Linked DNA regions of Homo sapiens: region 2 is linked to region 1. The links are chromatin loops, found by intact Hi-C in ENCODE. Cell type or tissue: IMR-90. All regions are shown on one strand. Links, peaks and the distances in the headings refer to the core of each region. The heading gives the core; the rest is flanking DNA.

The links. Hi-C counts contacts between places; a loop is a spot of excess contacts. Peaks named below come from ENCODE experiments on the same cell type or tissue, not always from the same donor. Only the 100,000 strongest peaks of a DNase experiment are listed, where the experiment ranks them.
Region 2: a loop joins it to region 1, with 9 times the contacts of the local background. A loop is called at or near these places in 6 of 110 quality-filtered maps.

What each region holds. Positions count from the first base shown.
Region 1 is chr4:90,409,438-90,425,923 of GRCh38, reverse strand. All of the region lies in intron 4 of CCSER1 (coiled-coil serine rich protein 1), which reads right to left. Among named protein-coding and RNA genes, the nearest start is that of CCSER1, 290 kb to the right of the region's middle. In IMR-90, for the core only: a CTCF peak has its summit at 6,636 (motif pointing left); no DNase peak of the experiment used is centred there.
Region 2 is chr4:90,305,077-90,321,562 of GRCh38, reverse strand. CCSER1 (coiled-coil serine rich protein 1) reads right to left here. Exons shown (of 11, transcript NM_001145065.2): 2 at 11,955-13,319; 3 at 8,516-8,700. The coding sequence starts at 13,278. Among named protein-coding and RNA genes, the nearest start is that of CCSER1, 190 kb to the right of the region's middle. RefSeq lists enhancers at 6,191-6,485, 6,221-6,580. In IMR-90, for the core only: a CTCF peak has its summit at 6,289 (motif pointing left); DNase peaks (open chromatin) are centred at 3,182, 3,622, 4,262 and 6,312; H3K4me3 peaks cover 169 bases; H3K27ac peaks cover 1,594 bases; H3K27me3 peaks cover 224 bases.

The sequences.
Region 1 (16,486 bases), core at 2,852-10,851:
AAAAAAAATAGAATCTTCCATTAGACTGTATGCTGCACAGCTTTATTTGTTACTAGAATCCTAGGGCCTACAGTAAATCTTCAATAAATATTTGCTGGAAGTCAAGTTTAGTGTGTAGAAAAAGTGGTGGTGTTGAAGCTTGAGAACTTTGTAAGCTCTGCCAACAAAATCAGATTTTATAATGAAAGTAATGGGTAATATTGACTTTTAAATAGGTTAATGATCAAGATCAGTTTGGTGGGTCAGCACACCTTGTGGACAATACAGAGAATGGATGATAAGAGGTCAAACTGGAGATAGAGGCTAGATTATTACTCTGGCAGCTGTTATGAAAATCCATTTGGGAAAGACCTGCTTTTGTTGAGAAAATTCTCTGCTAAGCTATTTTTGATGGCGGAGACTGTGCCTTTGGGCTCATTGAGTCAGTCTACACTTAGCTCTGAAAGTTGACTATAGATGTACATTGCTTGAATTAAGAAAAGCAAGAATTCAAAGTGCTCAAAATTTGGAAAAGAACATGGCTACAAGGAAGAAACTGAGTAAAGTCCAGAAGAGATAACAAAATGAAACTCTTGAATACTCTCTGTCTCTCTCTTCCTCTCTCTCTCTCTCTCTCCTTCATGCATTTTCAACTGCTGTGCTCTTACCTGCACCAGGTGATTCCTCCCTATCACTCCAAAATCTAAAATGAAATAAATACTAATCATGAAAGTGTTTATATGATAGAAAGTTTTTATAGAGTGGGTTAAAAGATAAAATCTGAGAGGGGCTCTGAGTTCTGTATGAAGAATGAGAGGAAGAAACAAAACAAAACAAAAAACAACAAAGATGGCACTAATGGACACTGATGCCAGACCAAGGGCCGTAAAAGACCAACTGGATCACATAAAGTTAGTTAGAGGAAAACGATGGCCTGAATAAAGACTAAAACAAAAATTATAAAAAGAAATGTGAGAATTAAGAACAGGTAAAAAGTAGAATCCGTTAAAACTAGTGACACCTGGTTTCAAATTTTGAAGTCAGCACTGATGTTGGTGCTATTCACAAAAGAGGAAATAAATATGAAGCAAAAACAAAGTTATGGGCAGGAAGAATAAAGTTAATCTTGGATCTGTTAAATCTGATGCATATAATTGACATCCGATAAAATTGCTAGCAGGCCATGAAATACATGTATGTGCACATCAGGAAAGAGGACTGAACTGGAAGTAGACTTTGGAGACAATCATTCTAAGGGATGGTTGAAGCTGGCTTCTTCTAGTTTCACAGGGGTATAAAAATGTAGACTATGAGTAATGTAATTCTTAGTAATCAAAGCTTCTCTCAAGTGTAGTATCTTATATGTGAGAATAGTGAAGATCATAGTAAGTAGGGATTGGACAAAATCTACATATATAAATGCATCTATAGGCATAAAACAATAAAGTTTGCCATATAATTCATGTATGCATGTAAAGAAATATGAGTATTATAGTTAGCGGTATACTGAGGATGATACATATTTTACCTTTGAAAATAAAACAAAAAAGCAAACATGATTCTATTAAGGATGTATAATGAGAAATGGAGGCTGTTCACAATTCTTTATATGGACAAGATCTGAAGGCAATGATACATGAATTAATAAATCACCCCTATGGATTTTTCAGATTCCTGTATTTCTTATCTAAAATATATTTTTGGAACTAAGACAGCATTACTTGCAAGACGCACATTTTATGTACCTCTTTAAAGAAAAAAAAGTTGCTAATCAATGCTAAAACACCTTATTAACACATCAATATCATAGATGTAAAAAATAAAATACTGTGAATTTTTCTTTTTTTTTTTTTTGAGACAGAGACTTGCTCTGTCACCCAGGCTGGAGCGCAGTGGCGCAATCTCTGCTCACTGCAACCTCAGCCTCCCGGGTTCACGCCATTCTCCTGCCTCAGCCTCCCGAGTAGCTGGTACTACAGGCGCCCGCCACTGTGCCCAGCTAATTTTTTGTATTTTTAGTAGAGACAAGGTTTCACCATGGTTTCGATCTCCTGACCCGGTGATCCGCCCACCTTGACCTCCCAAAGTGCTGGGATTACAGGCGTGAGCCACCACGCCCAGCCCAATATTTCATTCATTAAAATGTGTTATTAAAAAAGAACCACCTAGGCCTGGTGCAGTGGCTCACGCCTGTAATCCCAGCACTTTGGGAAGCCGATGCAGGCGGATCACCTGAGGTTAGGAGTTCAAGACCAGCCTGGGCAACATGGTAAAATCCCGTCTCTACTAAAAATACAAACAAGTTAGCCGGGCATAGTGGCTCTTGCCTGTAATCCCAGCTACTCAGGGGGCTGAGGCAGAAGAATCACTTAAACTCAGGAGGCGGAGGTTAATAAAAAAAGAAAATGAATCACCTGGTGGAGCCAGAAGCGGTGGCTCACACCTGTATTCCCCGCACTTTGGGAGGCCAAGGCAGGCAGATCACGACATCAGGAGATTGAGACCATCCTGGCCAACATGGTGAAACCCTGTCTCTACTAAACTACAAAAAATTATTCGGGCATGGTGGCACGCGCCTGTAGTCCCAGCTACTCAGGAGGCTGAGGCAGGGGAATCGTTTGAACCCAGGAGGTGAAGGTTGCAGTGAGCCGAGATGACGCCACTGCACTCTAGCCTGGCAATAGAGCAAGACTCCATCTCAAAATAAATAAATATAAATAAATAAATAAAAAGAACCACCTGGTAAAATTGATAATTTTTATTTCCATTTTCATTCAATATTTTTATCATTATTTACACCAAATAATATATATTTTAATTATTTTCTGATCTATGAATGCTCTACATATGGGAGCAGGCCCAAGTTACTATTGATGCCAAGATATGTGAAAAAAACTAGATCTTTCAGTGCATATACTGATGTTCAATAAGTAGACAAAATCTCACAAGGAGAAAACAAAAGAGACTTCCCAAGTCATCATTATCGAATATGGAAGAATTTACAACGATAAGCTGATTTAATCCATCTCTCAGTAATGCTCCTGTTTACCCTGTCATTTTGAGGCTGTTGAGAGTGTACTGCACTTGGGACAAAGTTTGAAAATATTTTAGTTCATGAGAGATTTCTTTCCATCTAAACCTTATCCCGAATATCCATTTGAGACACAGCCTGAAGATGCTTCTGTAATGTTACCCAAAGTCGCCTGCCTAAAAATAAACATAGCAGAAAATTAGGTAATTTGGTTAAGAATCCCATATCTGGTGTTTTTTTGTTTGTTCGTTTGGTGTTTTTTTTTCTGTTTTCGAAACAGGGTCTCTATGACTTGACATTGATCTTATAGAAAGAGAGAGAGAGAGAGACTCACTCTGTTGCCCAGGCTGGAGTGCAGTGGTGCAATCATGACTCACAGCAGCCTCAACTTCCTGGGTGTAAGCGATCCTCCCACCCCAGCCTCCCAACTGGCTGGGACTACAGGTGCATGCCACCATGCTTGGATAATTTCTTTTATGTTTTGTAAAGATGAGGGTCTCTCTATATTGTCTAGGCTAGTCTTGAACTCCTAGGCTCAAGCAATTTTCCAGCCTAGCCTCCCAAAGTGCTGGAGGATCATGTGTCTGGTTCTATGGGCTCTTCAGAATAGGGATGAAATTTATTCCGTTGTTGAATTGAGCACTCTTGGCCACTGGCCAAGGAGTGGACACAAACCCTGATAATAATCCTTCTATTTGTGTTGTTGTGTTCAGAGATGTGATTTCCAGAGTCTTAAATGACTTTGCACATCTGCTGCCCTGTCAAGTTCTCCAACAAAGAAAAAGGTCATTCAAGAGGAAAAAACTGACTTTCATGGACATTTGAGATAATGAGCCCTAGAAATCTGATATGTGATTGTAACACCTCAAACATTAGTGAAAATCTGGATTGATTATGCCTTTAGTTAAAAATGTTCTATCCTTCTCCCTCCCTCAGTAGGGAGACTGAGGCCCAAAACCACCAACCCACAAACAGCAGACTGTCTACTTTAACATCACTTTCCTATTTTATTGTCTTTTTGGTGTACCCTAACAATTCCAAAACATTTTACACCACTGACTGTCCCCAAAGACCCACCAATTTTTCAATAAAAAGCATCAACAGAGAGTTCAACCCCTAAGAGTCATTAAATTCTTCATGTTAAAATCCTCCCCTCACTGTTTCCGCCAATCCTACAACTCTAAACTTTTTATATGCTTTTTATGTTTTTCCCCATATTCTTTCCCCAGGTTCTTGCAAAAGACTACATAGATATAAGGATAAAAAAATCATTATTTTTATCCAATTCAAACAAACCCTTCAATTGAAACATCTGCCTTAAACCACATTCATACTCTCAGTAAATCCTATCTTGTACTTTCCTCTACAGAAAACTACCAGAATTCAGTCAAGGTAGCGTTTTTCCCTTACCTCAGTAAACAATAAACTGAACACTGTCTTATCAAAAGGTTGAAGAGCCAGCATTTAACACTATTATGGCTTCAATCAGATCTACTATCATTCTACTATCCAGACAAGGCTTAGCCTACTTTAGGTTATGCTAGCACGTTATGATGTAAGGGTACAGAAAATGTGGTCTTGATAAGAGTAAGAGTTTCCCAATTCCATCATAAGCTTTTAGAAAATGTGATTAATAAGATAGAGTATCAGAAAATAAATAAAAGAGATAAGATGCTATCATATGACCTGATGAATAGAAAGTCTATAATTGTTTTTAGTATGCACAATTGCAACCTAATTTGTTGTAATTGTGTGAATCTTCATTATTATTTCTCTTTTCTGCCTCAGGCACGATAGGAAATTATGTTTCATGTCAGTGGTTATTTTTCTTGTTGGTGAACAACTTTAAATACATAAATATTCTATTCCTTTAGAAGAAAGACCAGCGTTTGCTTTCTTAATTACTTGTTCATTTTGATAGTGACAGCTGATGTTCCTGGCATTATTCAAGCAATTGTATGGAGATGTCACCACATAATTGTAAGAGGCCATGAAATTTTATATTGAGACACATATTTTCTTTTCTAATTGCACCAGAAAAACCATGCCGAATGAAATACATCTTTTCTTTTGACTGTATCCTCTAATGAACTTGGGCCATTGACTGCCCTTTTGTGCAGCAGAAGAGAGTTTATGTCAGTAGGAAATGCTACAATAGCAGGTTACAAGTAAATACTATGACTTCATTAAAATTGTTGTTATTTAATACTAAATTAGGTCAGGATGTATAAACATTTTTCAGCTACTGTTGATTGGATTTAGAAAACTGTTCCATCTAAAAGCCTTCTTTGTCACTGAAGCAATCCTCTTAAAAATATAGCAAAGTCTGAAAGGCAAAATAGATAGGCAGAAGCACTTTTAAATCAGGAAATGCAAATGATTTAGTCTGTTGGCAACTACCATAAAAATCAAATAATTGCCATCTTACTACATGGAGCTAGTCAATTTCTTACTTAAGAGTCATCTCTTTATTACAAGCAAACTATGTGACCCTGAACAAAACATTTAAAACTATTAATATTCATAGGAGAAGAAGTAGGAGGAGCTTCTACTTCTAAAATTCTCTCCCAGTTAGAACATTATTCTGTCACTTAAGTACATCATTTAACACAGAGTATGAAAAGAGTGCACCCAGGTGAATGTTACTATTTTAATTAATAAGTTCAATATTTTTTAATGGGAGTGTAAAAGAATGTATCAAACTAATGAATTAATCAATTGGTCAATTTGTAAATTGGTCGAGCAAAAACAGCTAATAAAAAATATTAAATTTTGAAATATCTACACTAAAAATGTATTATCGATAATTATATAGTCTTGTGTTTAAGGAATATCATGGTCCCCATACTCAATTAGTAGACTATAAATTACTGCTTTTTCAAGTACGACAATTAGGAAAGCCTTTCGCACAGCTATCCTTATATCTAAGTAGTCTTTTGCAAGAACCTGGGGAAAGAATATGGGGAAAAACATAAAAAACATATAAAAAGTTTAAGGTATATTCACATTTTTGCCATGGGGAATCATTATAAAATGACACTTCCTGGATAGTTAAAGCATATGAAGAACTGAGGGTTTATTTTCATTCAATAAATTAAAGAATAAATAAGAGTTTAGATATATTTCCAAAGTGAATTATACAGCTCTCCATCTCAGAATAATGCAGAATGTATTTTTTCTTGATGATTAAGAACTACAATAATAGTTTTTAAAAAGTAATGGTGTGCCACATTGTAATACAGCAATACTTCATTCCCTGCTGCTTCTCTCTCCTCTTCTCTCTCCTCTTCTAAGATGTTATTATGATTTTCAGTGCCTTGGAAAACATATAACCAAGTATATTAGAACTGTACATAAAATTAGAAGCATCAAGGTCTAGAAAAACAGTTAAAAGAAACTGCCATTTAATGTTAAGATCTAGGTTAATACTGGCTGAATAAGTTCTTTAACCAGAGTATTTGCTCCCTCCACTGTACTTGATGTATATTAACATCTATTTCAGAGTGTTACTGTGATAATTTGATGAGATAACATATTTGAAATAGCTTGTAAACTATAAAGCTGAATACAAATGTATGACAGGATTACTATCATCGTTAGAAGAACAAGATTGCCATCTAATGGCAACCAAGCAGATAACAGGTATTGTATCCCTTTTGAAGTAGAAATACAGAGTAATAGGATCTGCTGATGAAACACACAAAGTGACAACTGAGATCACAATTTCATCCTCACTAAAGTGTTATCAAAATTGTAGTGTAATAGAAAATTTGGAAACGCTATTATAACTGCTCCTTCTAGTAACTAAACATCATTGAGAGCTTTTATAGTGGAAACAGTAAGTGGGTATCAAAGCCACATAGGCATAATTGAAACCCAAGAATAGCTCTGTAATCATGCACAAATAACAGTGCTCTTCTGGGTTTCTCTTCCTTCATCTATGAAGAGAGAATGATAACACTTTCTGAGAATTGCTGTGAGGATTAAATTAGATAATCCAAAATGCTTAGAAATTATAGCTTAAAACTAAAGCAAAACCTGAAACAACAAAGTGCCCAGGCCAGTGGTCAGCACAATGTATATGCTTCAATAAATAAACATAGTTAATTCCAACTTCTTAGGTGAAGTCAAAGACAAATATATATTAAGTGATGCCCATAACTTAAAAAGCTATTAGAACAGAAGGTCAGTTTAAAACAAATGCTTCAGTGAACATGTGATTTTAACATTTTACATGAATTAATTTTATTAGTCAACAGAATCAAAATGGCTAATTACAGAGCCTCAGAGTCAGAAATACCATGTTTGAGTCTAGCTGGGATATTTATTCCTATAATGCTTTATCACTCAAAGCTCCAACTTTCTCAAATGAGAAAGTGATGTTATTTACCTCATAAATTGGCACCTAGACTCAATAAATATTATTTATTATCCCATTATTTTATTTAGTGCTATAATTTTATAAGCTTAGAAATAAATGATAAAAATTAGTTGCATGTGCTGTGGCATTCTATACTTAAAATTTGAGAAATTCTATATTTAAAAATGTTAAGATTTTCCACTAATAGAGACTGGAAAGATCACTAAATCTGTCAGAATCAGATGCTGATTGGCCTACATACAGGTATATCACATTTTACATGCATATTTTTAAAATGGTATTAGCAGTAGTTCTTAAAAATATATATGCTGGACATGAGATTGCATATTCTACAAAGCTTTAACTTATTGTTTCTCCATCAAATTTATGAGGTAGATACATCATCGCGCCCATTTTCAGATGAAGAAGAAAAGCTGCAAAAGATTAAATAACTTGCTCAAGTTTACATAGCCTGGCTGGTGGTTGAGATTTGTCTAATTCCAGAGCCAGCATCCATATTTTTAACCATTATGTTATACTTCAAAAATTAAGTGCTGTATGTTTCTTAGTTTTATATAATCAGATTAAAAATACTTTAGACACACTTTTTCTGACCAAGACACATCAGAGCTTGTAGAAATTTATAGTTGATTTCTATAATTTTCCCTGTGTGAATGTTGTTGCAATTCTCTGTACATTACCATTCGTATTAGGAAAACCACTAGGGTTTCATCTCTGCTCTGCTGTACTATTATTCATTAAAAATTAATAACAAAAATTATCTCCCTAATTAATAGGCACAGGAGGAGTTCCTAACTCACTGCAGAATTTTTATATTGCTTGTTCATCAAACTCAAAATAATTTAGCAACTACGCAATTAATTCCTCATTGATATCATTGGGCCATTACTTCCCCATTTTCCTTTGGATATATACCAAGAGACACTGCCCTAGGTGTTTTCAGATCTAATATACTAAATAAATAACCAAAACAACATAAAATATCTTCATTCTATCATCCAAATGACCATTACATTCTTTTTATCCAAAAACATTAAATAAGTAAGATATATTTTTAATTTAATTTAAAAACTCTTCTGCAAATTGTAAATATCAACCTTAATACAAAGTAACAGCCATAATTTCTCTTTGAGTATTAATGATTAATGGTTAATATTAATGGTTAATAATTTTTAAGGTATTTAAAATAGAAATTTATTCTTTTTCAAATAAATTTCTATTTTAAATATGCTATGGCAATTTGGACATTTGACTAACAACCAGAAAAAAAGTTCATGCATTTAAATGCATTGGTTTTTTTAAATTTTTTTTATATTTATTATACTTTAAGTTCAGGGATACATGTGCAGAAGGTGCAGGTTTGTTACATAGGCACACATGTGCCATGGTGGTTTGCTGCACCTATCAACCCGTCATCTAGGTTTTAAGCCCTGAATGCATTAGGTATTTGTCCTAATTCTCTCCCTCCTCTTGCCCCCAACCCACTGACAGGCCCTGGTGTGTGATGTTCCCCTGCGTGTGTCCACGTGTTCTCATTGTTCAGCTCCCACTTATAAGTGAGAACATGTGGTGTTTGGTTTTCTGTTCCTGTGTTAAGTTTGCTAAGAATAATGGTTTTCAGCTTCATCCATGTCCCTGCAAAGAACATGAACTCATTCTTTTTTATGGTAAATGCACTGGTTTTAACACAAAGAAATATACCACCTATTATAAGCAAAGTGTCCTATTTGATTTTTGAATATTTAGTACTAGTAAATTATCACTTAAAATGTTACATAAAATTTAGATAATAACATTTAAATCAGAAAGCACATTTTAAAATAATTTATAATAATGATAAAACATTAAGAAACTAGGGTCTACAAAAAATAACCAATAATGGGACAACGTCTTTAACAAGGAATTAAAACTGTCTAAAATTTCAAGAATGGTAACCAACTTGTACTGGGCTCTTACCCTATTTTGGGCAACTGAGAATAGAACTTTGCATGTCACTCATTTAGATAGGATTATATTTTGAGACAGACATAATTATTGTCATTTTACAAATGAGGAAACTGAGCTCAGAAATATCATTTGTTGAAAGCAACTGTGGGCAGAGCTGGAATTCTAACTTGGATATGCCTATCTTTAAAATGCCTGCTCTCTTTTGATATTAATTTGTAGTTTCTTTATTTTGAATGAATCATTAAGGTGCAATTTTCTCTCAGAGTTATTGTGAGGATTAAGTTGAGAGGGTTTACAAAAAGAGACTGGCTCATTATAGGCATTCAATTTTCCTTTCCATCAACCTATTTTTAACTTTATGAATTTTAAAATATTTAATTGATAAATAAGATTGAATATAGTCAAGGTAAAAAAAAGGTAATGATTTGATATACGTACATATTGTGCAGTGATAGCCACAAATTAATTAACACATCCCTCACCATTCATGCTGTATATTAGATCCTCAGAATGTGCTCATCTTACAACTGAAAGTTTGTATCTTTTGATCATCTCTCCATTTCCCTACCCTGAAGCCACTGCTAGTTCTACTCCCATCAACTGAGATCTCCAGCTATAAATTGCCAATGATTATGTACAACCTACCCCAGTACTAACACAGAAGTCAGGGTAAGAATTAAAGAAACAGTATTGTAAGTAATATACTCCAAATGGGTAACACTAAAATGTGTTTTAGCCCTCTTTTAACTTTAATTCATTTAATTATGATGCATCACTCTCATTACCCAGGTGCATATTTCCCATCAGCTTCTGCCACTACGAAGATAATCCTATGAGTAGCCGAAATAGAAACAGGACCTTGTTTTAGTTTACCATGGATTAAATAGCTAAAGATTAAGTATTCCAAAACACAAACCCAAATTCTTATTTAGAATATGCATTGCTTAATATTTAACCAGTTATTTGATAACAGCCATTTGCAAAATTGTCTTATTTGTTACCCAGTGGTTATCTTTCATCAACAGCTCATTTCAGAGGATTCATCAGGAAATAACATTGCTTAATATCTGATATTTTATTAAGCTTTATGGTAATTACTTTCTGTCTGACTAAAATTCTTGACAATATTTACTTTACCTAATTTCCATATTGAAATTATTTGAGGAATACAAAGTATAAAAAAAGTTAATCGATTTTATTTTGAATTAAGTACGTTCCTTATAAGGCTCCAAGCTTTTGCCACACTGACGTGGCACCGTTTAGAACTGTTAATACTGAACTGGCAGCATGATGTCTCAGCTTGTACTGAAGGGGGTTGCTAAGCAAATTATTCCCGATTCAAATCATGTGCACCTTATGAAGACATGTGAGCAAAATACATTTCAGTTCTTAGGAACAAGAATTATTTTATTTAAGAAAATACATTCACTGATTGAATGATTGATGATATATATTTTGATTTTTCAACTGATTTTCTTTCTTCATACATGCTAATAGGACACTCAAAATAACATTTTCAATTCACCGTCATAACACTAGTAAACTTTTTGTGCCTTAACCTTATCCATAGCCTCATCTTATTTTTTTTCATATCCTGGTTACTTTGTTTTCCTTAAATGATTATTATTTTATCTGTGTTATAAATATTTTGCAAGATGCATAAGTGAATAGAAAAATATCCTCAAAACAAATGTGAAACTACATAAAGAAAAACAAACAAAAATGTATTGCTGGTATTTTTCCTTAGACAAATTGTATAGTTCATAACATATACTTCACTGTGAAGAAAACTTCAAGGGAACTTATTTGAAATATTGACCTTGAATATTTCAAGGTCAAGTCTTTGAAATATTAAATGCTAGTAAATATCATTAAAACCCCTTTTTAAAAAAATATGCTGAGGTTTATCTAACGAACCTCGCTGCTAACATATTGCATGACTCAATTTGTGACAAAAACAATACTATACAAACATGAATAAGAAAGTGAGGACAGATAAAAAGTGTGAAGGGTCACTAATATACTTTTTAGTTTATCAAAGTATAAATGCTAGCATCTCATATTTTCTAACATAAAATCCCTGTGCTTGATCATATATGCTTTATAAATTATTTATTTAAAGGAGAAACAATAAATGTAATATTTTACCACAAGAAAATAGAAATGTCTGGTAGTAAAAAACTTATAATCCTGTGTTTGAAACATAATGTGTATTATTTCACAAAAAATGGTTTCCAGAAAACATTTTTCAGAAACTCAAGAAAATATAATAAAAAAATCCTTTAAATCTAAAACCTTTTAAATTGAAAACCTTAGCCTTTATATTAGAATTTAAAACAATAAAATTAGATAATGCCAAGATCATGGTAAATTATTGAAATTTTTAATTTTATTTTTAAATTTTTTTCCTCTCAAGGCTATCTCCTTTTAGGAACTCACTTTGAATTCATATACCATTCTTTCATTGAAATTGTTCTTCCTGGCTTTCATAAAAATAATAATATCCACTTACTGCACTATAAAACATATTTTATTTCTATCATTATTTGTACTACTGCTCCTTTTAGGAAGAAGATATATATATATATATATATATATATATATTTTTTTTTTTTTTTTTTTTTTTTTTTTTTTTTTGAGACGGTGTCTCGCTCTGTCACCCAGGCTGGGGTGCAGTGGCGCAATCTTGGCTCACTGCAAGCTCCACCTCCCGGGTTCACGCCATTCTCCTGCCTCAGCCTCCCGAGTAGCTGGAACTACAGGCGCCCGCCACTACGCGCGGCTAATTTTTTTTTTTTGTATTTTTAGTGGAGACGGGGTTTCACCGTGGTCTTGATCTCCTGACCTCGTGATCTGCCCGCCTTGGCCTCCCAAAGTGCTGGGATTACAGGCGTGAGGGAGGAACATATATTAATTTAGGACTCTTTATTACAAGGATTTATGAAACTATTCAAATTATTCAATACAATCAGCAAAAACTAAACATTCACACCCCGTATCATTTTTATACCAGTACCATGCTGTTTTGGTGACTATGGCCTTATAATTTGAAGTTGGGTAATGTGCCTCCAGATTTGTTTGCTTAGTCTTGCTTTGGCTATGTGAGCTCTTTTATGGTTCCATATGAATTTTAGGGTTTTTTCTTTCTAGTTCTGCAAAGAATAATGGTAGTGTTTTGAAGGGAATTGCACTGAATTTGTAGATTGCTTATAGCAGTATGGTTTTTTTCACGATAATGGTTCTACCCATCCACGAGCATAGGATGTGTTTCCATTTGTTTGTGTCACTGATAATTTCTTTCAGCACTGTTTGTAGTTTACCTTGTAGAGGTCTTTCATGTCCTTGGTTAGGTATATTCCTAAGTATTTTACTTTATGTTTTTGCAGCTATTGTGAAAGGGGTTGTGTTCTTCATTTGATTCTCAGGTTGGTAACTGTTGGTGTATAGAAGGGCTACTGATTTGTGTACATTAATTTGGTATCCTGAAACTTTGCTAAATTCATTTACCAGGAGGTTTTTGAATGAGTCTTTAGGGTTTTCTAGGTATATGATCATGTCTTCAGCAAACAGTGACAGCTTGACTTCCTCTTTACTGATTTGGATGCTCTTTATTTCTGACAGCTTGACTTCCTCTTTACTGATTTGGATGCTCTTTATTTCTTTCTCTTGTCTGATGGCTCTGGCTAGGACTTCCAGTACCATGTTGAATAGTAGTAGTAAAAGTGAGCATCTTTGTCTTGTTCCAGTTCTCAGGGAGAATGCTTTCAACTTTTCCCCATTCAGTATGATGTTGTCTGTGGGTCTGTCATAGATGGCTTTTATTACCTTAAGGTATGTCCCTTCTATGCCGATTTTGCTGACGATTTTAATCATAAAGCAATGCTGGATTTTGTCAAAGGCTTTTTCTAATTCTATTGAGATGATCATGTGATATGTGTTTTTAATTCTGTTTTGCTTGTGTGTCACTTTTATTGACTTACATCTGTTAAACCATCCCTGCATCCCTCGTATGAAAACCACTTGATCATCATGGATTATCTTTTTGGTTTTTTTTTTTTTGATGTTTATATTTATGATTCAGCATCTTTTTTTAACATTCAAAATTCTTTTTTTTATTATTATTATACTTTAAGTTTTAGGGTACACATGCACAACGTGTAAGTTTGTTACATATGTATACCTGTGCCATGTTGGTGTGCTGCACCCATCAACTCGTCATGTAGCATTAGGTATATCTCCCTATGCTATCCCTCCCCCCTCCCCCCACCCCACAACAGTCCTCAGTGTGTGAGGTTCCTCTTCCTGTGTCCATGTGTTCTCATTGTTCAGTTCCCACCTATGAGTGAGAACATGCGGTGTTTGGTTTTTTTGTCCTTGCAATAGTTTCCTGAGAATGATGGTTTCCAGCTTCATCCATGTCCCTACAAAGGATATGAACTCATCCTTTCTTAAGGCTGCATAGTATTCCATGGTATATATGTGCCACATTTTCTTAATCCAGTCTATCATTGTTGGACATTTGGCTTGGTTCAAAGTCTTTGCTATTGTGAATAGTGCCGCAATAAACATACGTGTGCATGTGTCTTTATAGCAGCATGATTTATAATCCTTTGGTGTATAAGAATGCCTGTGATTTTTGCACATTGATTTTGTATCCTGAGACTTTGCTGAAGTTGCTTATCAGCTTAAGGAGATTTTGGGCTGAGACAATGGGGTTTTCTAGATGTACAATCATGTTATCTGCAAACAGGGACAATTTGACTGCCTCTTTTCCTAATTGAATGCCCGCTATTTCCTTCCCCTGCCTGATTGCCCTGGCCAGAACTGCCAACACTATGTTGAATAGGAGTGGTGAGAGAGGGCATCCCTGTCTTGTGCCAGTTTTCAAAGGGAATGCTTCCAGTTTTTGTCCATTCAGTATGATATTGGCTGTGGGTTTGTCATAGATAGCTCATGTTATTTTGAGATACATCCCATCAATACCTAATTTATTGAGTTTTTAGCACGAAGTGTTGTTGAATTTTGTCAAAGGCCTTTTCTGCATCTATTGAGATAATCATGTGGTTTTTGTCTTTGGTTCTGTTTATATGCTGGATTACGTTTATTGATTTTCGTATGTTGAACCAGCCTTGCATCCCAGGGATGAAGCCCATGTGATCGTGGTGGATAAGATTTTGATGTGTTGCTGGATTCAGTTTGCCAGTATTTTATTGAGGATTTTTGCATCAGTGTTCATCAGGGATATTGGTCTCAAATTCTCTTTTTTTGTTGTGTCTCTGCCAGGCTTTGGTATCAGGATGATGCTGGCCTCATAAAATGAGTTAGGGAGGATTCCCTCTTTTTCTATTGATTGGAATAGTTTCAGAAGGAATGGTACCAGCTCCTCCTTGTACCTCTGGTAGAATTCGGCTGTGAATCCATCTGGTCCTGGACTTTTTTTGGTTGGTAGGCTATTAATTATTGCCTCAATTTCAGAGCCTATTATTGGTCTATTCAGTGATTCAACTTCTTCCTGGTTTAGCCTTAGGAGGTGTATGTGTCCAGGAATTTATCCATTTCTTCTAGATTTTCTAGTTTATTTGTGTAGAGGTGTTTATAGTATTCTCTGATGCTGGTTTGTATTTCTGTGGGATCAGTGGTGATATCCTCTTTGTCATTTTTTATTGTGTCTATTTGATTCTTCTCTCTTTGCTTCTTTATTAGTCTTGCTAGTGGTCTATCAATTTTGTTGATCCTTTCGAAAAACCAGCTCCTGGATTCATTGATTTTTTGAAGGGTTTTTTGTGTCTCTATTTCCTTCAGCTCTTCTCTGATCTTAGTTATTTCTTGCCTTCTCCTAGCTGTTGAATGTGTTTGCTCTTGCTTCTCTAGTTAATTGTGATGTTAGGGTGTCAATTTTAGATATTTCCTGCTTTCTCTTGTGGGCATTTAGTGCTATAAATTTCCCTCTACACACTGCTTTGAATGTGTCCCAGAGATGCTCGTATGTTGTGTCTTTGTTCTCGTTGGTTTCAAAGAACATCTTTATTTCTGCTTCATTTCATTATGTACCCAGTAGTCATTCAGAACAGGTTGTTCAGTTTCCATGTACTTGAGCGGTTTTGAGTGAGTTTCTTAGTGCTGAGTTCTAGTTGGATTGCACTGTGGTCGGAGAGACAGTTTGTTATACTTTCTGTTCTTTTACATTTGCTGAGGAGTGCTTTACTTCCAACTATGTGGTCAGTTTTGGAATAGGTGTGGTGTGGTGCTGAAAAGAATGTATATTCTGTTGATTTGGGGTGGAGAGTTCTGCAGATGACTATTAGGTCCACTTGGTGCAGAGCTGAGTTCAATTGCTGGATATCCTTGCTAACTTTCTGTCTCATTGATCTGTCTAATGTTGACAGTGGGGTGTTAATGTCTCCCATTATTATTGTGTGGGAATCTATGTCTCTTTGTAGGTCACTAAGTACTTGCTTTATGAATCTGGGTGCTCCTGTAATGGGTGCATGCATATTTAGGATAATTACCTCTTCTTGTTGAATTGATCCCTTTACCATTATGTAATGGCCTTCTTTGTCCCTTTTGATCTTTGTTGGTTTAAAGTCTGTTTTATCCGAGACTAGGATTGCAACCCCTGCCTTTTTTTGTTTTCCATTTGCTTGGTAGATCTTCCTCCATCCCTTTATTTTGAGCCTATGTGTGTCTCTGCACATGAGATGGGTTTCCTGAATACAGCACACAGATGGGTCTTAACTCTTTATCTGATTTGCTAGTCTGTGCCTTTTAATTGCAGCATTTAGCCCATTTACATTTAAGGTTAGTATTGTTATGTGTGAATTTGATCCTGTCATTATGATGTTAGCTGCTTATTTTGCTCTTTAGTTGATGCAGTTTCTTCCTAGCCTTGATGGTCTTTAAAATTTAGCATGTTTTTGCAGTGGCTGGTACCAGTTGTTCCTTTCCATGTTTAGTGCTTCCTTCAGGAGCACTTTTAGGGCAGGTCTGGTGGTGACAAAATCTCTCAGCATTTGCTTGTATGTAAAGGATTTTATTTCTCCTTCACTTATGAAGCTTAGTTTGGCTGGATATTAAATTCTGGGTTGAAAATTCTTTTCTTTAAGAATGTTGAATATTGGCCCCCACTCTCTTCTGGCTTGTAGAGTTTC
Region 2 (16,486 bases), core at 2,744-10,743, 100 kb after region 1:
AAAAGAAATTAATATATCAAAGAGATATCTGCACTCCCATGTTTATTGCAGCACTATTCACAATAGCCAGGACATGCAATCAACTTAAGTGTCCATCAGCAAGCAAAAGGATAAAGAAAATGTGGTACATACACACAATAGAATATTATTCAGCCATAAAAATCAGATGAGATCCTGTCAATTGCAACAACATGAATGAGACTGGAGGACCTTATTTTAAATAAAATTAATGAAGTGTGGAAAGACAAATTTTGCCTATTCTTACTCATATACAGGAGCTAAAAATTAAAACATTTGAAGTCACAGAAATACAGAATAGAATGATGGGTAACAGGAGCTGGAAAGAGTTGGAGGGTTGGGGGGACATTAATGTATGCAAAAATATAGTTATGTAGAATGAATAAGATCTAGTACTTTATAGCACAATAGGGTAACTATAGTGAAAAAATTATTTATTGTATATTTTAAAATAACAAAAACCTGGAATTGGAATGTCCCTAACACAAACAAATGATAAATGCTTGAGGTGATAGATAACCCAATTACCTTGATGTGATTAGTATTAATATAAATTGCATTCCTGTATCAAAATATCACATGTACCCCATAAATATATCCACCTATTATGTACCTGTAATAATTATTAAATTATGTTATCACAGAGGTAACAATGTAGGTGCTAAGTATTACTCAAACCGATCTTTAAATCATTTAAGAAGTGAGTTAAGTGTATGAATAAACTATTACTAATTTTGCCCAACAAACATACAAATTGTGACAGCTTCTAAATGAAAATGACTCATCTCAAAGTTCAGAAAGACAAAAATGAATGGAATATTTTTATTCAATCCTGCTTCTAAAGGCAACTCTGAATCTATAAGCTTATAAGAAACGAAGTGAGCTGGACTAGATAAAATAGCAGCGGATTTTAAAAATCTTCGCTTACCCATATTTGACCAAGATATTATATTTTAATGGGCTTAATGAATACCACAAATATTTGACTATTTCTTGTCCTCATTGTATGGCCAGTTTATAACTATCGTACTCATATAATCCTAGAAACCATTCTATAAGGCTGATAATCCTAAAATAAATTGTGCTTCCACTGGAACAATGTCATAATTGGTATGGCCTTCCTGATCAAGGATTTAGTGTCAAAAAAGCCAGAGCTTTATCAGACAATGCATCATAAGAAATACCTGTATATTTGAATAATAAGTTAAAATGTCAAAACTGTGCATAAGCACTCCACACACAATTCTTGTACTAGAAGCCTTAATTCACATCTATATAAACATGTATCATTATTTAACCAGAAATTTTACCTTTAATTTATTCATATTTATTAGATGCCTATTTTTCCACCAGGTGCTATATTAATGACCGCAAGAAATGCCAGTATATACACAGCTCCTTCCATTTAAACGATTGAAACCTTTCAGGTAAAATGAGACACATTCAAATAACTATGTGGTGAGTGTTACGTCCATGATACAATTTAGAAGGGTACTGAAAGGAAAATATGATTAGTAACTGGAAAAACAAATAAAAGCATAAAGGATTAGGGCTATTAACCTAAAATGTATGCCAGTTATCAACAAATGTAATTTCATGTTTAATGAGTGATACTTGTGATTTTCTTCCTTAAAATTTATAAGAATTGAGGAGAATGATTCATATGGCTCCATTTCCTGAAAAATATTAATGGCTTCCATTTTTATTAGATGTCCCTGTAACCAAGCAATATTTGCTTTAATTCTATTAACAGTCAGTTACACTAAAAACTGCAATCGTTATTTTAACTCCCCAAAGCCATTAACATTTTTACATACTGGAAAGTCTCATTAAGGATTTCAAGATTAAGAAATTTTCAAAATCAGATCTTCTAATTATCATCTTTGCTTTTTTTTGAGAGAGTCTTGCTCTGTTGCCCAGACTGTAGTGCAGTGGCGCGATCTCGGCTCACTGCAACCTCTGCCTCCCACATTCAAGGGATTCTCCTTGCCTCAGCCTCCCAAGTAGCTGGGACTACAGGCGCGTGCCACCACGCCTGGCTAATTTTTTGTATTTGTAGTAGAGACAGGGTTTCACCGTGTTAGCCAGGATAGTCTTGATCTCCTAACCTCATGACCCGCCCACCTCGGCCTCCCAAATTGCAGGGATTACAGATTTGAGCCACTGCACCCAGGCTGTCTTGTTTTTAATTTCAAGCTTGAGCAACTTTCATGCCGTGAAACAGAAGTGTGAAGGTGTATATACCAAATGAGCCCAGTGGGATTCTTTTGCTTGGCGGATTGTACAAGTGGGGTGTTTTGAGACTGATTTGTTTTAATATTAATCATGAGATTCATTTTGTACGTTCTTCTTTACTGTCCCAACTTTCTTTCAGCAAACCTGCTCAGCACTAGCAGCTGGGTCTCAGTTAGAGAAATGAACAAAAGACACAAGAAAGTTATGCATATATTTAACAGTGTCATTGAGTGTGTGAGATAAGGCACAGACAAAGCTGGGAAACAGGAGTTCATGTGCCCATTTTAACTCTTCTTAACTTTGGATTTCGATGCTCACAATCCAAATGAAGCATGCCCCACCCATTCTGAACTTAGAGATGGTCAAAATGGTTAAATCTGTTGTATTGGCAAGATAATGTTTAACCTTATCTCTCCCTTTGGGAACTCAAAAATCCTCAAGCACTGTCTCTTTCATCTTTGATTCTTCAGAGCAGATTGTCAATAAATATTTATTGTAAGAAACTGTGAATGTTTTAATGAATGAAGAAATGAAGAATTATAATGAATAAAGGATAAGCTAATAAATGAGAAAACAGCAGGCCCCAGAAGAAAAGTAAATGAATAGTAAAGTGTTTGGCTATCTCAAATAGGGTACAGTCATATTATTCTACTATTATCAATAATAAGTAAATTCTGCAGTTCAACATACCAAAAAATTAAATGTGATATGAGATGCTAACGATCTGCAACTAACTACTTCTTATTAATCAAATATAAATCGGATTTGTTCTTCTACCAAAGTCCTACAGTTATGTTTTTACTGTGTCATTCACAGTTTCCACATAAAAGCAGCAGGATGCTAAATGAAAGAAAACATGCTGTGTCAGAGTAAAATTGGCCATAAATGAAAGTTGTCTGAATCACTTAGCACAAATAGTACAGGGCAACTTTGCAAATGCATTTGCTGAGTAATCTGAAGATAATGCAACCTTCAAAACCAACTGCTTGGTGCAATGAAAATAAATACTTACAAAAATAGTAAAGATTCCTTGAGTCAAGGAAAAAAGTAAACTTAGTTCACTTAAGATACACATCTCAAGGCCTTTAAGTAAGGAAGAGAGAATATTCTAAAGAATAAAACCTGTAGTATATATGAATTCTTCAGTTACAGAGATGTTTTCATCTTTTCAACCACAAAGACCAGGACAGTGTGAAGCACAAAGTCAGGGCCCATTAAATGACTCTGGACAAAAGGGAAAGAGGAGGCAGTCAGTAAATCTCGATTAATTAAAAGAACTTGGATACAACAAAATATTTGGGAATATGAGTCATTAAGTGTTCACCAAACCTAAGTCTCCGCCTCTAGATACAGGAAACTCATTATTATTCTTGGCTGCTTTTGTTTCTAGTTTGGGCCATATGATTAGATCTGACCAATGAGTTGTGAGCAGAAGAAAGTGAGTTTCACAATTCAAAGTATTTTATTACAGGGACCTCCAGAGATCTCTTTCTTTTTGCCATGGTAAAAGGCAATGTTTGCAGAGTTAGCTGCTTCCACAGCCTGAATACAGGAGGAGGAGACATTGAACAGAACCCCAATGCCTTCCACAATAAACATGTAGCCTAAGTGAGAAAGAAATCTATATTATATAAGTCGCTAGATTTGGAAGTTATTATTTATTTATTTTATTTTATTTATTTATTTTTGAGACAGAGTTTCACTTTGTTGTTCAAGCTGGAGTGCAGTGGCATGATCTCAGCTGACTGCAACCTTCACCTCCCAGGTTCAGGCAATTCTCCTGCCTCAGCCTTCCGAGTAGCTGGGATTACAGGCACTGGCCACCATGCCCAGCTAATTTTTGTATTTTTACAAAATGCAAATAGAGACGGGGTTTCACCATCTTGGCCACGCTGGTCTTGAACTCCTGACCTCAAGTGATCTGCCTGCCTCAGCCTCCCAAAGTGCTGGGACTACAGGCTTGAGCCACCACGCCCAGCGGTATTTTTTATCACTTAGCCAAGTTTATCCTGACTCATCCACTTAGGCATTTTTCCTTCCTTTAACGGTACCAGGTCTTCTGTATTGTTCATTATATATGAATCTACTCTCACATTAACTTTTTTAGAGAGTAATCTTGTAAATATTTAGAGTTAGAATTCCCTATGTAAAGCCATTGGAGAACCCATGAGAAATCCTTACATGTATACATTTATATACCATAGTCTGGAGAGAAACTTCCTGAAGTAAGTTCTTTAAAGAAATATGTTCTTTAACTTTTTTCTAGAACAGCATTTTAAATTTTTTGGACAATCGCAAGAAATGTATTCAGAAAGCTACTCATTAGAGAAAAATTGGAAAAATACTATAAAGAGGTTTGAAAAAATATAATAAATGTGAACACTTATCAAATTGTTCCAAATTTACTTTGGATTCCTTTAATAAACCTAAGCCAATCCCAATTTGTTCTCGGCATTTGATGTTTGAAGAGTTCATACATCCTGTCCTTTCGCTTCCAGATTGAAATACCCCAGAAGTACACAAAAACAACAGAACTGTGGTATATCTAACTATATCTAATCCATCAGGTAATATCTTCGGTCTTTCAGGAAATGCTCAGCATCTTAATAAATAGAGCCATATTTTATTATGAGAATTGAAATCCCCATGAACTACATGAAGGGCTGCATTAATGCTAACATTAAAAGTTAGGAGTAAAGAAGTATTACAAAACTGCTAAGTATGAATATCCTCTTTTGTGACAAAGTTCCTTTTTGATGGGATATCTCTCAGTAAGGACATTGATACTATTCATCAGCATTTCAAGAAACATGACCGCATTTTAAGTTCAGATTAAGCACTAAATTTTGTTTCTGTTTTCCTCTTTTGTATCTCTTACAGAATGCTGCAGCCTAGACTTAGAGCAAGCAAGGTTAGATTGCTTTAAATGTTTTAATTTCATTACACCAAATTGATGCAAACAATTGAAAAATGGCTCAACTTAATTTTAAATCGAATACATTTTCCCAAAAGATTGTAGGATTTGAACTTAGAAAGGATCCAAATCCAAATCTTATCTCTGCCATTTATGAGCTATGTCATTTTAGGCAACCTGCTTATCTTCTCAGTACCTTATTTTCCTCTTTCGCAAAATTTGATCACCACAGAATCATTTAGTTGATAGTACTGTTGTGAGGACTGAATGTGATAATACATGTCAGGCATTAAAAGTAGTCACTTGGTTCCAACAAGCATTAAAAACACATGTTTCTATTATAATTGCTTTAAAATAAAATAACTGAACCATGGATACATTCTTAAATACATGCAGTTGCTTAAATTATTTTGGAAGAGGAATATAGAAAATGTGCCAGTGTTCACACAGACAGCTACAATTTTCCAAATATACATCACTTGTTTCACATGTATCTAGAACTAAATAATCCCTACCATTTCTTCCTTACAGTGCTACAAGTTAAAAAACATATTTCATGCATTTTAAATTAATTAATTAAGTGTGAAGTAACTGCTCAGGTGCGGTGACTCACACCTGTAATCCCAGCACTTTGGGAGGTGATGTGAGTGGATCACCTGAGGTCAGGTGTTCAAGACCAATCAGGCCAACATGGTGAAACCACATCTCTACTAAAAATACAAAAATTAGGCAGGCATGGTGGCACACACTTGTGGTCCCAGCTACTCGGGAGGCTGAGGCACAAGAATCACTTGAACCGGGGAGGGGAGGTTGCAGAGAGCCGAGACTGCACCACTGCACTCCAGCCTGGGTGACAGAGTGAGACTCTGCCTTAAAAAAATTAAAAATTAAAATAAAAAATGAATAAACTGTAAAGTAACTGAAAGATGAGACATAACTTGTAAAATCCAAAGGAAGATGGTAAGATCGTGAAGTAGTTTTTGGTAGTTCTCTTTAGGAAATTCAAAAGTTTCAGTATTTATTTCAGTAAGTTTCATCTGTAAATCCAATGAACATGTACAATATTTTACCAAGTTTCTGTTCCAACCCTGATATACTGTCCACCACCACGGCAGTGGTGTCTTTCTGCCATCTAGTGGACAGACTATAATACTACAGGCACACTTTTGAAAATTTAAATATAAGGCCTCAAAGGAACAAAACCACTTTTGTTTCTTAAGTTTTAAATCTTAAAAGCGGATCGGAGGGCTGAGCGTGGTGGCTCACGCTTGTAATCCCAGCACGCTGGGAGGCTGAGGCGGGTGGATCACTTGAGGTCAGGAGGAGTTCAAGACCAGCCTGGCCAACATGGTGAAACCCCCTCTCTGCTAAAAATACAAAAATTATCTGTGCATGGTGGCAGGTGCCTGTAATCCCAGGTACTCGGGAGGCTCAGGCAGGAGAATTGCTTGAACTGGGGAGGTAGAGGTTGCAGTGAACCGAGATCGCACCAGTGCACTCCAGCCTAGGAGACAGAGCGAGACTCTGTCTCAAAAAAAAAAAAAAAAAAAAAAAAAAAGTAAATCTGAGAAGAGTGACTTTGTGATATTATAAGAAGCACTTTTTACATTTTATTTATTTATTTATTTATTTTTTATTTATCTTATCGAGACCAGGTCTTGCTCTGTTGCCCAGGCCGAAGTGCAGTGGTGCAATAACTCACTGCAGCCTCCAACTCCTGGACCCAAGTGATCCTCCCACATCAGCCTCCTGAGTAGCTGGAACTACAGGTGCAACCACTTCTAGCTAATTATTAAATTTTTTTTTAGAGATGAGTTCTCAATATTTTGCCTAGGCTTGTCTCAAACTAGAATTATTTAAATTAAATGCAGTATGAAAAACACATGAGATATGAGAGAATATGTAAAAGGCACAACTTTGAGCAAGTTGAATAGTGTAACCCTATTAATATAAATGCCTCTCCATGAAGAAATACTGAAAATGTTGTGATGATAAATGTTTTGTAATACTTCATTAGTCCTAACTTTTAATGGTGCATCAATTGGAAATCCGCTTTAACATATTTTCATACTTAGACCAAAAATATCCACTGCAACAATAATAATATAATAGCCAATGCACAAAAGAACAAAACGAAGCATGAAATATATGTTTCCATATGTACAAATGTAAACACATACTCACATAGTCATTCTTTAGTATAATGGAAACAAGACACCTATTATCACTTGCTATTTTGTGGTTACAAATTTGCCCAGGATTAAGAAATGGTCACACCAGAAAAAAACGATTAAAACCTCTAACATCAAGCACAGTGATTTTGCTATCACACAATGTTACCTTACTAACTTAAGGCTTCTTCACAAAATAATTATCAGATCTCAATTACCTAATATTTTCATTTGAAACCCAATTATGTAAAACAATAGAGATATCATAAGTGATTTATTTTTGAGCATTTTTCACATATATGCATGGATAGGTAGGTAGAAAGATTATTTTAAGGAACATTTTTAGATAATAGATGTTAAATACACTGCTGAAAAAGGACACATTTGTGAGAAGGTGAGCAAAGTGATCTCCAAAAGGCAATCACACTCTAATACTTGTGAAACCTGAGGCCACATGGACCCAAGGCTGCAGTTCGCCCCTCATCTCTTCCCACCCCTGGGTCCATCTCATACCATGAGGGAGCTTCATACTAATGCCTCTGTGACACCCTAGTTCACACATACAAACTCAGACCATGCCTCTCCCCACACACCCCACCTCCACCCTCATACTAAAAGCAGGCTCTACAATTTGGACCAGGAATAGGGTATCTTGATTACCTCCAATGTATGCAAGCATTGGATGGGCATTTCACATTGGTCCTCATAAGCTTCACACCAACTCCTCACCCTTTGTGGAAGGGCACTGCAGGAGGACAGCGAGGATAGGGTCTACAGGGACTAAGAGTGGTACTGGAGTAAGTGTGATTTACAAAAGGGTATTTTCTGGAGGGCTATATGGTGGAGAGAAGATGTGAAATAATGGTGTCAAAGGGGAGCCTCATGTTCAGCATTTTCCCTAGTTTCTGTATTCAAGTGTCTTGTTCTAGAATAAAGAATGTCAAACTTTCCATGGAAGCAAGGAAGACAGGAACTAAAGACAGCTGTCATGGTGAACTCCATCCTGACCTAGGTGAAAAATTTGTTTCTCTGACTTGTAATGTCAACTATGGAAACAAATTTTCCCTTCAAATATGAGGTGTCTATCCTGTAGTCTGTGTTCATTTTGCAAGAGACATGAACATGTCGGATATAGACAGCATTATTTTATTAGAGGCAGACATATGTATATACTTACCAAACTGTTCATTTTTGAAGATGAAGAACCTGCTCTTTGCTTTCTTAAACTATTAACTTCTTCTATATTTCCATCTTTCGGTTTCAAAATCATTCTGCTACTCCCTGCAGTGCCTTCTGACGAGGATCGCAGTCTCCTCTCTATAAATCTTCCTTCACGAAATGGACTGAGACTACTGGCAAGAACTATGGAAAGGAAAATAAATAAAAATGAAGGTAAATATTTAAATGTAGTTTTTACAAATGTCCCACTGAAAGATCATGAAAAACTCTTAGTGTTATTCAAAGTTTCTCTATCACAAGAAAACTTTTAAATGTATAGCATCAGTTTAGTTCACTTAATCATGTAATCTCTTTGAAGCCCAAAACGTTTGGAGTCATCCTTTGTTGCTTCGTTGCTCACATTAATCACATAAATGAATCCTGTCCTTATTTCCTTCAAACTGTATACAGAATCTGATTCCTTCTACCTCTCCTTCTAAGACCCTGGACCAAATCTATGCTGGCTTGGTTACTGCAATATTTGCTACAATTCTCCTACCTCTGCCTACTCTCATCTGCCTCTCCACCCGCAACACAATCTACATTCCACATAGTAGCCAGAATCATATACTTAAAACATAAGTGAGGGCCATCACCACCACTCCTCTAGCCAAAAGGTGATGTTTTTCAAATGGCATAACAAATTCTTCATAATATGACCCATATGACTGCTCTCTCTGTCCCCAAACCAGGGACAGGAGGAGCACCCTGTTCACCTGCTCACCTCTGCAATCTCATGTCCTGCTCTCCCCTCCATCACTCTGCTCATGCCACACTGGACTCTTGCTGCTCTGGTACATCACTGGCATGCTCCAGCCCTACACAGCCTTTGACTCACAACCTTGCACTAATATATTTCTCTCAAATATCTGTATGACTTATTATTTAAGTTCCTTCAAACCTTTACCAATATGTTACCTTGGGTATCATCCTGTTACATTTAAAAATGCAAACTGGAATCCCACTTCTGCTTCCTAAGCCTTTATTCTGCTTTAAACTTACCCTCAGCAGTTATCACCATCTGATATATATAGCATGTTAACTGAGTATCCCCAGTGGAAAGTAAGCCTCAGGAAGGCAGGGATCTAGGCCTGTTTTGTGTATTGCTACATCCCTAGTGCCTAACATAGTGTTAAAACAATAAATATTTGCTGAATGAATGAATGAGTAAATGAAAAAATTGTTCTAATTAGGCTCATCTACTAGTTTAAAGACTGTCCAGAATCTATTAGTCCAATATATAGCAGTTCTTTTTAAATAACTTTTTAAGACAATGAATAAAAGTTAAATTGCCAGATAACTCATTAGTTCTGACATGATTGTACACCTAGAACACTTAGATGTGTATAAAGTACTGGCTTAAATATTTCATACAAAATACAAACTAAATTTAGCATTATGAAAGTTAGTGTCTATAGCAACTCTTTATTGGATAAAATACATTTACTTAGCTGTTTTTAAAATTTTAAACTTCAAAATTATAAAATCCTTATAAATAGCACATGAATATTTTCAAAAACTAAAGGATAGTTTAGTTTGTTGACATTACCAGCTTATTTATCCAAGAACAGCCAACACATTATCAAATCAGCAAAATTAATGTGTTATTGTGTTACAAATAGGATCCCAATCAACATAGTAATAGTCTCCAAGATAACTGATCATTCTCTAATTTCCAGAGAGAGAAAAATATGCAGTATTCAATTAGGCTTTGAGGAAAGTCATCATTACTAAATAAGAATTAGATATGTCAGGATAATTGCATTTCTATCTCTTTTTTATATAATTTTAAAACTTCCTGGATTTCAATATCAAGTCCATCATTTGCTAACTATGTGACCCTATAAAGTTATTTAACTTATTATAAATTTTAGTTATTAACATGACATGCAAAATTTTTATAAGGACTATATGAAACAGTGCATGCAATCTTCTTAGTACATTTTTGGGCATATATTAATTATACAAAAGGGTAACCATCATTAATATCATCATCATTATCATATTCTCATGATTATATTACAGGTAAAGGAGCTAGGCATATATGACTAAAGAATACAAAGTTCCAAAAATGGACAAACATGGTCACGTGCATAAAAGTGATCTTGTATCAAATGAGAAAAGTATTAAGACAGCTGGAAAATTAACTCATGCATTTAAAACTTTGAAATTCTATGTTTATGGATAAACTTTATAATCCTATTACTCGTGACATTATGTCACATAAATTTTATTTAATATTTTAAGTCATGACATGTAGTAAAGCATAGTTATGGAGAGCCAGAGCTTTGGATTCAGAGAGTTGTAATCTGACTGCACTACTTACCAGCTGTATGATTCTTTAGCCTGTTTTCACATTTGTAAAATGGGAAACATAGGAGCCTACCTCATAGGATTTATATCCCAATAAATGAATTATTAGTTTTGTGATTGTGGACACACAGTTTATCTTTGCTCCCATCTTCTTGCCTGCAAAATAGCTTATAATAATAGTAGCAATTTCAATCATTTTAATTAATGTATATAAAGTATACAGAATAATATCTAGGACATAATAATCACTTCCAAATTTGGGAAAATTATTAGTAGCAGTAGTAGCATTAATGATAGTAGAGAAAAAGGAATTAAAATATGTCAAAGATAGCCCAGCAGGTGGTATATATTCAAAAATTTTCTTGAACTGAATTTCATGTTAAAAAAACAAAGTTTTCTGTAGCCATATTACAGTAATGGACATATACTAACACTTTTTTTAAACTAAAGGGAAGGTGTCCAAAGTTGCACAGTTAGTTAATGTCAGAGGCAGAGTTGAAACCTGTCTCCAGCTTCCAAAGATAGGTTTTTTTAAGCTTACAATTCTGTTATTGTATCTAGAGATAGGAATTATTTATGTTGAAACATGGATCCTAATTAATAATGAAAGCTTAGTTAACAAAGGAAATTATAAAATTCGTATTAAATTATACAAATTTTATAGTGATTTTAGCTGGAATATATCCATTTCATTAAATAAGAAATACCAATGCCTCTATAATAAACTCTATAAAAGACAGTCCTTACTTTGGAGAAATCCACATTGCAAACAATTACTTTCCATTCACTTTCTTCTGAAGGTGCTCCAATAAACACCGTAACTAAGAGGCTGCTTCTTAGTTATGGATAACATAAGTGAGAAAAAATGAGTAATATTGCTGAATTACATTTTCAGCATAACACAATTGATGTAAGTTTAAAATCAAGCAGGGGAAACATTTAACACAAATTATGAATAGGAAACCATTTCGAAAGTGAAAAACAAGAAAAATGTGGTTTCCATTCATGAGATGGAATAAGAAAACTGAATAAAGTATAATGAAAATTAATTCATATCATTTGTTATACAAAAAAAATCAGCATACCTTTGGCAGGATTTGCTTCATATCCATGTGATGTTTTGTTAAAAATATGATGATCACCAGAAGTAGGTATTATCTTTGAATCTGAAATAGGATGGATCCCTTTTACATGTTCCGCTATTGCTTTATGTTGCTCATAAAATCCAAGTTTCCTTGGGGAGTTTGTCCCCAGCATTGTTTCACCATTTTGTAACCCTATATTTTCTTCTCTTTCACTATCTGCTGGTAGGTTACTCTCTGAGTGGCTCACACTTGTAGCAGGTAGTTCAGCAATTTGTAATAACACTTCCTTCTGATTAGCAGCAGAGGTTTCCGGTAATGAATTAGATTCAGTGCTACATTGACCCTCTAACCTATATTTCCCAGGAGACATAATTGCACAGGGAACAGTTCCCGTAAGTTCTGTTGTTGTCTTTGTAACAGCAGCAGAATTGAGGGACATCTGAGAGGTAGAATCATTGTGGCCAAAGTTGTCACAGTGGGATGCCATGCTTCCACTTTTAGAAAATGCATCCATTTCAGACACAGAATCTTCAGTCAAGGCTAAAAATTCTGAAGGTGTCTGAGCTGTGGTAAGATCAGCAGAAAGCAAAGGAGATTGTAAAGAGCTTCCTGCCCGTTCTGTTACATCCACAGAACAGGATGGCGAAGCTCTTACTAATACAGGTTCTCTCTCTTGGTACTGTGTAACTTCCAATGAGAATTCAGACTGTTGTACCAATGAAATGGATTGGCTCTGTAGAACTGGCTTAGAAAATTTATAGTGAGATGAAAAAGATTTAGGGAGTAGCTTCCTTGTTGACTGCTTAACAGAACGACGAGTTTGGTCTTCTGTGAAACCAGAATCATCCCCTTCACTTTTGCCAGAACTTAGACAATTTATAAAGACATTCTTGTTAGTTGAGTGCTCTTTTTCCCTTTCAAAATCCTCTGTCAAAGATCTTGTTATCTTCTTATTTCGTGAACTACTAAAACCAACAGAATGTCTTCCCCTGGTCTTAATATGTTCTTCCAAACTCAGTTTCTGCATATTGCTGTGACCAGGTTGAGCACCATTTGAAATACTAAGGTTCTGGTTGGTAGGCTCTTGCTTAGGCTCACTCCCCTTCTTATGGTGGAAGCTAATGGAAGGAGTACGGAATATGCTCCTCCGTTTACCTGTGCTACCTGAGCTTGAGTTAGTGCTGGAAGGAGAGGAACTGTGGACACCAACTGTATTACTGGAAGAAGGTGAAGAAGGAAGAGAATCATGTCTTCTGTTAATACTTCTTCTGAATATTGGCAACCGGGAGACCAGGGTAGATCGTCTTGATCCTGAGTCCCCCATTGGGAATCAAAGGCTTGCACTGTGAAAGCCAACTTTGCAGCCTGAGAAAGGTTAAAACAAAAACAACAAGTCAATAGAATTCAACTACAAATAATACATTTTAAAACAAAATATTGCTTTTCGAGACACAAAATAGAATTTAGTTTATACTAAGACGATAAATAACAAAAATCTGATACCTAATAAAGATTTTTTGAATTTATAAGTAGTAAAAATGACCCAATAGCTAGTATTGATATTTTGTAATGATGCAAACATTTTAAGATTAACAGAAATATTTAAAGTTTATGCAAGAGTGTTGGCTTTGGAGACACCAGGTATTTAAGACCCAGACTTCCTACTTATAGCTGTTCCATAATTTTGGTAAACTGTTTATTCTTAACTTTTTATGTTTATTTATTTAGATGCAGTAGGCACGTGACAGACATAAAAATTTCTGTCTGGGTAAATGCCCCACCATGACTCCTGTCAGAGACCACTAGAAGTATTTTCATTTTACACCACACGACTCAACAAGTTACTGACGTGAGCTCAACAGAATCACAAACAAGACAATGGTATAGCCTGACACTACAATCAGCACTCAAAGAAAAGCCAATGGCTATAGACTTTTTTTCTTCTCTTTTTTTTTTTTAAATTATGCTTTAAGTTCTAAGGTACATGTGGACAATGAGCAAGTTAGTTACATATGTATTCATGTGCCATGTTGGTGTGCTGCACCCATTAACTCGTCATTTACAATAGGTAATTCTCTTATGCCATCCCTCCCCCCTCCCCCCACCCCAGGACAAGTTTGGTTTGGGAAGCTGAGAGATAAGCAGGCCATTAGAAGAAGAAACTAAATCACAAGGATATAACATAGGGTTATAAACAAGTTAAACTTATGAGAGAACCACAGGTATCAGTTGAAGAAAATACTTGAGTAAAAACTAAGACAGTTGGTAACCTTGAGAGAAGTGACAATACATACTGAGAGAATCAGAAGCATAGAACATTTATGAACCATATTAATGTCAGTATATTCAGGGTATCAATGGAGAAGATAAAGGAGGAGGAGGACACGAGTGAGGAGATGTGGCAGCTACAACTCATCAACTGCTACGTACCAGGTACTTTCCCACAGATTATCTCTTTCACACCTTATATTTCTAGAAATAAGTAATAAGACTATGAACATTTTACAACAGAAAAGCAACTTGCATAATGTCATTCAGCCAACACCTGGTAAAGCAGGAATAAAAAACCCTACAGGGTCAGCTCATAATCAGCATGATACATACTGCATTCACTAAAGTAATTAGTCATGAACTCCTACTGCTGAATGAAGGCCCAGCTATGTTTCTACATCAAGGATTCAAACTTGTACAGCAAATATTGCTATTCTAGTGACTGCCATTTTTCACTGATTTTTAAACTGTACCTGATTTGGTTGCTGTTTTGTTTATGAGTTTTGCTTAATCCTTCAACTGTAATACGATCTCTCCCTTTGTAAATTGAATCAGACTCTGTTTCATTTCTTAGTCTTTACAACCAAAACTACGTGACTAAAAATTAACAAATACTATACAAAATTTAAAATCCTCTATTTTATCATCCTGATAAATATGAGAACTGATCAAGTAAAATACTTTCATTTCCTTGAACAAGTATGTGACAAAAATGACAAATATTTGCTTTCAGATATGCATTCATAAGTATTTAATATTTTTCTCCAAACAACATAAAATCTAACATATTTGTATTATAAGATTTTTGATGGATGATTTTTCACTACAGTCAATGAATTTAATTTTAAAAATTGATTTTATTTTTAATTGACAGATGACAATTGTATATACTTATGAGGTATAACGTGATGTTTTGATATTTTTATATTATGAAATAAGCAAATTAACATACTTATCACCTCATATACATATCATTTTTTGTAGTGACAGCACTTAAAATCTACTCTTTTAGCCATTTTGAAATATGCAGTACATTATTATTAACTATAGTCACCATGCTGTCGAATCAACCTCTAAAACTTATTTCTCCTGTCTAACTGAAACTCTGTACCCTCTGAACATTATTTCCCCATTCCCCTGGCCCCGACACCCCAGCCCCCGGTCCTTCCATCCTGGGGCCTGGTAGCCATTCTACTTTCTACTTCTATGAGTTTAATTATTTAGATTCCATATATAACTGAGATCATGCAATATTTGTCTTTCTGTGTCTAGGTTATTTCATTGAGCATAATGTCCTCCAGGTTCATCCATGTTGTGACATGTGACAGAATTTCTTTTTTAGGCTGAATAGCATTTCATTATATAAATAAACCACATTTTCTTAATCCATTCATCCACAGATGTACACTTAGGTTTGTTACATATCTTGGCTATCATGAATAATGATGCAATAAGCATAGGAGTACAGATATCTCTTTGACATACTGATTTCAATTGTTTGGCTATATACCCAGAAGTAGGATTGCTGGATCATATGGTAGTTCTGTCTTTAGTTTTTGAGGAACCTCCATACTGTGTTCCATAGAGGCTGTGCTAATTTACACCCCCACCAACAGTGTGCAAGAGTTCCCTTTTCTCCATATGAATTTGAATTTAAATCAAACTATATGTGAAACACTCCAAAACATTTCAGTATTCTTGTAAGGCTTTGCTTGAAGAAAACCTAAAACATAAACAGACATTTTAGCTCTTACAATTTTTCACAAATAAAAATGTGTGATTTTCCTCACAGCTTAGATTTTCCAAAGTGTATACAATGAATAATACATTTTTTCATGACTATATTCTTTAAAATGGTTTAACTAACATCACTTACAGCCACGATATTTTTCACTTATATACAACATTTATTTCCATTCAATGCCTATTGAAGAATTTTGCTCTAATTAGAATATAATCAACCATAATGATTTGCAGCTGGTTGTGAACCTACAGACTTCAATGCATGAATGTCAAGATGTCAACCATCATTACTGAAATACTCAAATTTATGTATATTAAAATATTTATTGGCCATTTTTAAAGTATTTCCTGCATTTGGATCAGCATTAACAGTAAATGAGGCCGGGCGCGGTGGCTCACGCCTGTAATCCCAGCACTTTGGGAAGCCAAGGCAGGCAGATCACGAGGTCAGGAGATTGAGACCATCCTGGCTAACACGGTGAAACCCCGTCTCTACTAAAAATACAAAAAATTATCCA